2 separate regions of the Homo sapiens genome follow, and region 1 is linked to region 2. Evidence: chromatin loops called from intact Hi-C (ENCODE). Cell type or tissue: GM12878. All regions are shown on one strand. Each heading gives the region's core, and the rest is flanking DNA. Links, peaks and the distances in the headings are about the cores only. Region 1 has its middle 99 kb from the start of ASIC2-AS1. Region 2 has its middle 110 kb from the start of ASIC2-AS1.

What was found. Hi-C counts contacts between places; a loop is a spot of excess contacts. Peaks named below come from ENCODE experiments on the same cell type or tissue, not always from the same donor. Only the 100,000 strongest peaks of a DNase experiment are listed, where the experiment ranks them.
Region 1: it touches region 2 in a loop (4-fold over the local background); 1 of 110 quality-filtered maps calls a loop at or near these places.

What each region holds. Positions count from the first base shown.
Region 1 is chr17:33,457,430-33,461,827 of GRCh38, forward strand. It overlaps a transcript of ASIC2 not described here. Among named protein-coding and RNA genes, the nearest start is that of ASIC2-AS1, 99 kb to the right of the region's middle. RefSeq lists an enhancer at 1,696-1,745. In GM12878, for the core only: a CTCF peak has its summit at 1,775; a DNase peak (open chromatin) is centred at 1,942.
Region 2 is chr17:33,664,601-33,668,998 of GRCh38, forward strand. It overlaps a transcript of ASIC2 not described here. Among named protein-coding and RNA genes, the nearest start is that of ASIC2-AS1, 110 kb to the left of the region's middle. In GM12878, for the core only: no CTCF peak of the experiment used is centred there; a DNase peak (open chromatin) is centred at 2,591.

The sequences.
Region 1 (4,398 bases), core at 105-4,104, 210 kb before region 2:
TAGGCAAATGATTTCAAGACAATTTATCACCAGAGCCAAAATAATAAATTGCCAATTGAACAACTGCTTCAACAATTCAATTCTATATCCACTTATTAAGAACATACTAAAGGCCAGGCATAAAAATGAACAAGACAAAGTCCCTGCCCTCTAGGAGTTTAGTCTATAAAGGTAGTAGTATTAGTATACACTAATGATGCTGCTGCTGCTGCTGCTGATGATGATGATGGCAATGGTGGTGGTGGTGACGTCAACACCTCAACACTAATAGCTAAGATGTATAGACAGCTTACTACAAGACAGGTGCTGGCCAAGGGCTTTGCATGCATTGTCTTATTTAATTCTTACTGGAGCCTTTTGAGATCAGTCATGTTATTCTCTTATGGATGAAGAAAAGGAGGCTCAGAGAGTTAAGCAATTTGCTCAATGCCACATAATTCCTGGCAGCAGAGTTAGATCTCATACTCAGGTCTGATTCTGGTCAAAGACCTTGCACCCAGCTGCTACACTGCACTACCCTTCCATTTCCAGTTACAATGGAGGAAATAATCACATAAATGCTGTGGTAGAGGAACAAAGTGCTGTGGGGGAAGGGGATTCTGATTCTGACAGGGGTGATTGCTGAAGTCGTCATAGCTGAGGCGTCTTTGGGGCTAGGTCTTAAGGATAAGTAGTAGATCAATGGCAGGTTATGGAGTGGAAGGGGTTCCAGACGGAGGAAACAGCCTGATAGATAGAAAGAAGCCTCGAATCTCTAGGTGTGGTTGGGGAACAAGAAACTAAGAAACTAAGAGGTGTGGTAGGAGGAGAGAGGTCTTGCCAAGAGCTTTAGAGTCAAGAGAGGTCAGAGTAGATTGAGGATCATTGGAGGATGAACTTGTGAGATGCAGCACAAAGGCTAGGGAGCCTCATACTACTTGTTTGGGTAACTCAAGTAATTTATTCCAGGATCTGTAGGGAAAGATTTTTAAAACTTTTATGTTTGGAGTTTTTTCACATGTTTGACTGGGGAGCCAGGAGAGTTGGGTTTTAGTGAAAGGCCAGAACCATAATGGGCTCTGAAGTTGGACCGTTGGGTTTGAATCCCATCTCTATCACTTTCTGACTGTATGATTTTGGCCATAGTTAACACCTCTGTGCCTCAGTTTCCTCCTCTGCATAATGGGTTGTTGGGAGCTGCAAATAGATGAATGTTTATAAAGCAGTTAGAACAGTCCCTAGCACAAAACAAGCACTCATAAAATGATTATTGGTCATGGTTCAAGTACTGGTTGGCCATATGACTTTCTCTATCTGGGCTTCAGAATCCTAATCTATTAATGAAGAGATTGAATAATAATTTCTATGATCTCTTCCAGTCTAAAATGGTCCAAATGACTTCTTTGGTGAGGAAGTATAAGAACATAATATCTTTAATTTTCTTTTCCTTCATTTCTAGTAAAATGAAGAACTAGAGTAATTCAGGGGTGCCAAGCTATGCTGCACAGGGTTTCTGTCCGACTGAACCTTCTTGGAGCTGATAATATTATCAAGACTGATGGTCTCATTACTGGAAAACCTCCACGTTGTCAATAGATATAGACAACGGGGCTCTTCTGGTTGAAATACTAAAACAAACTGTCAATTCTGGTGACCGCATTACCTTCGTTTTTTTGTTTTTTGTGTTTTCTGTTTTTTTTAATGACCCAGAGGCCCCACCATTACTCAAGAGTTTTGATCATCGTCACATGGTTTCGTCTGTGCTAAGTCTGTTGCCTGCTTGGCTAGCCATGGGGGCAGCAGTGAGTGATTCATCACCTGCTACCTGTCCACGACGGGGTCGGTCTGTGCTCTTGCTGAGTATCTGGCCTGTTTGTCAGGCTGTGTGGTTGCCGAGTACTGTGTTCAAGGCACATCTTGTCCCTGAGAGGCTGCCTCCCAGGAGACGCGTGCAGGATCAATGTATCTAATTCATCCAATGGATATTTACCTCATTAAACAGCAATACATTCAAACAGAAAAATGAAACCACACACATCATTAAAGCTAAATACGTTTCCTTTCTTTGTCTTAGTTTTATTTTCTGAAGGGAAATGCAAGTAGCTCTGCATAACGAGAGGCTCATTGCTGGAGCAGGGCGAGAAGCTGAAAGCATCGAGGCAAAGAGAGATAAAAGGATATTGGCTCCCAGCAATATCCCTCCTTGCAGGAAGTAAGCGGTGGTGAATTCATATTTCTACATATTAAGCTGTTCTGTCGGGGTGGGAACACCCCTTCGTCAGTGCAGGGGAGAATGTTGGCAGGGCTGGCCGTGCCTGTGGGGATGAGGTATCTGTCCCTGCCAGCCCAGGAGCAGCAGCTGGCCCTCCAGTGTGGTCTCTCTAGGTGGTTTCCCCTTGCCCTTTCCAGGCTGAGCTCAGACCACATTGTGGGGCAATTGCCAGAAGTGATTGTCTCTAGTGAATGGAGCGCCTCTTCTTTAGAGTGTTAAGGATATTAATTAGGTGGCACCAAGTTCATTTAGTCCTTGGTTTGTAGTTAAATCTGTTATGACCCCATAATCTTCTTGGGATTGTGAAATGGTTAAAAAAAAAACCCAGACTTTTCACTCTCTTTCAGGATTTTACTCAGATTTGTGTGTTTGACAAACTAGCTAGTAGTTTATGCTCTATAGCAGACATTTTTGCTTGCCTCCAACACATCTATTTCTTCCTTTATCCTGACCTCGGTGTCCAGATTTGCTTTGGAGGAACAATCTCCTGCTAGGATTAGCTTCGGGTATTGACCCCACTCTTAATTCTAGGGATGGGTTAGATTGGCTTGAGCTGATTAGTATGTCCTGTTTCCAGGCATGTGACACAATTTGAGCAAATGAGACACAAGGTGCCAAGAAGGGGATGGGGTGGATGGGCTGCCATTCTCACAGGCAGGAGCTGGTAGATGGCATACAAGGAAGCTGGGAGGTGGGAATTAGTGCGGCCCTTTATTTGTATCCTGAGGATGAGGGACATCCTGAGGATGAGCCTGGCACACAAAGGAGGCCAGAATAGAGAGAACAAGGGCTGGCTCTGCCATGACAAAGTGAACTTCTGGAAGAAGCCGTAAGTGAGGCCAGTTTCTCTCTGGGTTGCAAAGGGAAGTTTGCATAATCCTATCCACCACAGAAATGGGGAAAACTAATGGCCAAAGATTATTTAGTCTCATCAACAAAGGAATGCTTTCTGTTTCAAAATGACAGATTCTGTAGGAGCTAATATTTACAGAGAGCATGTGTCAGGCATGAGCTTATATGTTATGACTTGTTTAAGCCCTCAGATGACCCAGTGAGGTGCATACTGTTATAAATCCATTTTACAGGTGAGAAAACTGAGCCACAGAGAGATTAAGTAATTTTCTAAGTCACAGAATAAGTTAAGTGGCAGAGCCAGGATTCAATCTGACATCAGATTTCTCACCATCCTGTGCAACTGTAGTATTCTACAACTCTACGATTTCCAGAAACAGAGCCAATGACTCTTCCCACTGGGAACTATCAACCATCCAGCCAATTTCATTGCCCAGAGCTTTTCAGCTTTTCTCAATTCCATCTCCTTTGCCCAGATGATAATAGTCTGTTGCAGTCACAAATCATCTCGCCTCCTCCTCCACATCTGACACTCTGGTTTCTGTAATGTGCATCTCCCTAGCTCTATATAAGAAATGTAACCAACCCACTTCCACCTGCTCCTCAGCACCTGCTTTTCTACAATAGTCTCAAATGCAAAGTTCACCCACCCAAGGAAGCACTCAGTGGGATTAGATTTTGAAGGAATGAACACTTAACATTCCTTTACGTTTAGATAAAAGTTTTGAAACCTTATTCACCCTGTGACATACTGGTCTTGCCCAGGTCCTGGGGGAGCGCAGAGCTGTGGAATGTTTTCCCATTGCCCTTCTCTATCCTCTGGTCAATTCTATCATGCAGGCACATTCTTGGGCATATTCTCCAAATTCTCCATGCAGGGAGCCCTCCAGATCTTCACACTCAATCTCCTTACACTTTGATATTCCCCAGGGCCCTGCTTCTTGGTGCTGTCCAAGCTCTACTTGCTGTGTGATATGGTGGAAAGATTTGAGATGGGAGCTGCCTGGCATGATCAGGGGCACTTAGAGAGCAATGAAAAAGGGCGCATAATGACAAGCAGTGAACAAGTCATCATAGCATCAATGTTCTAAGAGGGTCCTGACTGATACCTAAGCTTTCCAAATGCTACCACTCTAGAATCTCTTGTTAAGTACATGAGAAGGGTGTGTTTATGTATCTACAGGGGTAATACCCACCCCCTCCACAGCCATTCTCTACCCCTTCCACATCAAGCAGTCATTGGCTTATCTGTTTGAATAAGCACACACACATGACTAGATATTAAAGGGTAATTT
Region 2 (4,398 bases), core at 142-4,141:
AGGCAGCCAAGTGTCACATATGGTCCCCGAGCATCCAGAGAAGAGTGGGAAAAAGTCCAAGAAATGGACAGTTGATAGAGCAGAGCTCCCCCCTCTTCTTTAACTTGCAGATACATTGTGATGGACTCAGTTCACGTGTTCCCAGCAAAGAGGATTTTTACAATATATTGTTGAGTTTTAGTTAAATCAACCCTTACAAAATAGACAAGTGGCTTCAAAAGATTCCCGCAAGAAACCGTGAGCTGAAAATGATGTGAGCAATGCAAGCACAACAGTCTTCCTGGTGCTATCTCACCATCAGCCAGATTTCTAGGCTAAAAACCACCCTCATCTAATCAGGTCCAAAAAGAAAAAGCCCAAAAAGCTGCAATTGTTAAAGTGACTCTTTGAAATATCCAAGCATATAATATCATTCATGATGTTTTGTCAATAAAAATTTTATTTTTTTTTTTAAGACAAAGAAACAAGAGGCTCAGAAAGGTGAAATGAGTTACCCAAGGTCACACGATTCCTCAATTTCTGGGCTCAGACCGTGAAGGCAGGGCTTAAGCATTTTAAGGAGATACTGTTTATTTCCTCTCTTCCTCATTGTTTGAAAGTTTCCATTTTGTGCATTTTTTATTATTCTCACAAACTATTGGAAATGTGGTCCATATATACAATTTATGCATAAATGCATATACATATTTCGAGGTGTACTCAAAAGTATGTACTGATGGGGGTGTCGAATTCCAATTCTGTAGACAATGGCACCGTGATGTAAAGCCACAGAGACCAAAGACCATAACATTTTACTTATCGTTGGCACAGAGGGTAGGGTAGGAATGGCGTACCCATGTCGAGGGTTGGCATTTAGGTTCTTCAGGGCAGTTGTTTCTACTTGAAACTATAGGACATATTGAGGCCAGATCTTGAACAAATTAACAATCTTTTAAGAAAAGACAAGGTTTCAATGCAAAGCAAATGTGGCTGCCAACGCTCTTGATTCAGACATTGCAGTTAGAAAATCATCTTTTGTTGCTTAAGTGTGCTCTCAGAATCTCTCTTCCCAATCCACATTGGAACAGATAATCCAAGTATATTTTCCAAGCAAGTTCAGTGGTCTTTCCACAGAAGAATTCTGGTGAATAAGATTTTCTCCATCTAATTGCTCAATGAAGGGAGGAGGCAGAATTAAATATTCAGAGGTCTCGAGGGGAGGTTGGGAGAGGGAGTATCTCCCTGTGGCTGCATTCTCCAAATTGACTTTTGCTTCTCTCTCCAGAGACTGTTTGGGCCTCACCACCTCAGCAAAACCTTCCCTAAGTGCCCAGGCTGGGTTAGGGGCCCCTTCTCTGTGCGTGCGACTATGTATTTCTTGGGAAATACATAGGATTACATACAGTAACATATATTTACATACAGTGTGAGCTCCTGGACTTCTTTTCCATGTCTCTGGCACCCGACGTGAGAATGGATGTCTGGTGGATGTTTCATAAATGTCAGAACCATCTTGTCATTTGCCCATTTTCCCCCCACATAACCAGATTGTTCTTTCCTGGTTTGATTATAAGCTCCTGGGGAACAGACCTTTGTCTCTACTACTGGGATGAACATATGTTTTATACACAGTAGGCACTCAATAACTACTACTTGTTGATTGATTGACAGATTGCTAGAGGACTGAATTCCCAACAACCAGTACAATAGCTGGCAGAAAAGGAAACGTTAAAACAAAATTAAGAAACGGGCAGAGTTTGGGGAGATTTTGAGTGTGTGGGTGGCAGAAGGTACTTTTAGGTTGGGGTCACAGTGCAGCGGGCCGAGCACCAAAGCACAGATATTCTAGAACTGGGGTTCTACATCAGACTACTACTGTGAGAGCCAAGAGGCTCAAAGCCCCCAGAGGGTGACTCATTCTTCCAGCCCTCCGCCTCCTCCTGCCTGTCCAGGTCATCTTGATCATCCCATTATCAGAACTGCTGGAGGAATCATCTGGAAGGCTTGAAGTGACTGGGGGGCATCCGCTGGGTTGTGAGAGCTGCTCGGAGGGTCCCTTGTCTGTCCCAGTCCACCTCCTCCACCCACCTTATGCTGTCACCCCCTGCCCAGGACTGGACCTCCATTCAACTCTTCTGAGCAGAAGGAGCAGAAACCATCCTATCTCTGCACTGGCCTGGAATGGACAGTGCTCCCCAGCATGGTTCTAGGGAGTTGCTAAGGTCTGCTGCCCCAGAATCGTTTCTCTGCTGGTCTGCTGTGGTTTGGGTTGCCAGATAAACTGCAAGATGCCCAGTTAAATTTGAATTTCAGATCAATAAATAATGATTGTTTAGTATAAGAACATCCCATACAATATTTGGGAAATCCTTATATTAAAATATTATTTGTCGTTTATCTGATATTTAAATTTAACTGGGTGCCCTGTTTTTTATTTGCGGAATCTGGCACCCCTTGTTATGGCTTAAACAGGTGGACTATGGGACTTAGTCAGAAAGCAAAATCAGCATAAAGCGGGTGAGATGGCGTGAGTCACTGATGAGATAAGAACGATTCTAAATCTCAGCCGGAAACCACCTATTGGATGCACAGTGATCCGCTTGTGTGCATCTGGCAGCTTGGAAATTCTACCACGCCCTCGCCAAGGGCACGCTTAGACGCAGGTGTGGTTGGCACGGGTTCTAGAGAGTGCATGGTTAGGTGCTTCCAGCAGTATGGGAGGGCAGGAGGGAGGAAGAAAGGGAGGAAGACAGCGTGCACATGTGCTTTGTGGTTATTGTTAAGTAAGCAGAAACACCCACACAACGGAAGTGCATAGAACACAAGGCTGTTAACCTTATACATATGTTTCTCTCTCTGTCATTCTGTTTTTCTTCCTTTTCACTCATCCTCTTTCTTCTCTTGCTACTTACTTACTTACACAGTCCATGATGGTGGTAAAATGGCCACGTTGCAGAATACAGAGGGGCGTGGGCTTCCGAACCAGACAGCTTGGATTTTGGTTCTGGCTCTGTTGCTTATTAGCTGTGTCATTTAACCTTTATGAAAACCTGTGTTAGTTCTCTATTGCAGCTGTAACAAATTACCAAAAACTTAGTGGCTTCAAAAAACACAAATTTACTAGCTTACAGTCCTACAGATTAGAAGAACTAACCTTCTTCTTACTCAGCTGAAAGCAAGGGTTCACTGGGGCTCACTGGGCAGAAATCTAGTCGTCAGAAGGTCACTGGGATGGTCCCAAGGGGAAAATGGGGGAAATTCTGACAGATTTATTTAGTCACTTTATCTATAAGCACAGCTGCTTAAGGAAACCAAATGGCCTGTTGCCACACACAACCTCGTGACCATTATCGGATACCAGAAAGTCCAGGCCTGCTCAAAACAAGTGCAGACTGGAGTAGGAAAACTACAGTTATCTTTAGATCACCAACATATTATTATAATACTAAAAAATCCTCCCCTAAGAGGAGACCACCGCCATTTTGCATACATATGAGGTAGGAAGAAGCATGTTTGTGAACCGCGCTGGCGTGTCTGGAACTCCACCCTGTGCCTGCCCACATACCTCTCTGTCCAGCATAAAGCTCCCATTGCTCCCCCTGCCTGGAGAGAAGGCATCTTTAGAGCACAAGCTCCCCTTCTCCATTCTTTGGCCATTGAATAAAATCTGATTGCTTCTCCAATCAAATGTTCTTTTTTTTTTTTTTTTTTTTTTTTTTTGCAGCCAGTATAAAGTAGAAAAAGAACACAACTTATTGGTGCCAAGAAGGGCTGCGTTCCTTTCTGGAAGCTCTGGGGGAAAATCCATGCTTGCCTTTTCCAGCTGTTAGAAGCTGCCCACATCCTGTGGGTCAGGAGCCCTTCCTCCATCTTCAAAGTCAGCAGTAAGGGGCAAAGTTCTTCTCATGCTGCCATCTCTCTGGTTTTCCGCAGCCAAGAAACAGTTCCCCAATTTTAAGAACTTGTGATGAGATTGGACCCACCTGGATAGTCCAGGGTACTCTCCCCATTTCAAGGTCCTTAAATTTGATCACATCTGCAAAGTCCCTTTTACCACATAAGGTCACATATTGACAGGTTCCCAGGATCAGGGCATGGATATCTTTAAGAGGCCCTTATTCTGCTGACCTCAGCTTTCACATCCTTATCAGTGCCTATGTCAGAGATGGTTGTGAGGGCAGAGGAGTTAGTACATGTAAAGTGTTGGGACACCGTCTGGTATACAGTAAGTGTTCATCGTTACTGCCTCTGCTGAGCCAGGCCTTGTGCTCAGTGCAGTAGCAGATGCAAAGGTAAATTCCTCGTACCCTTCCAGATGCTGCCAGTGTAGAAGAAGGCTTCTTGGCAACACTGAATTTCCCTTCCTTGAATCTATGCTCACTAGGCAGCCTTCTGAACTGCATCTGGTCCTGCAACAGA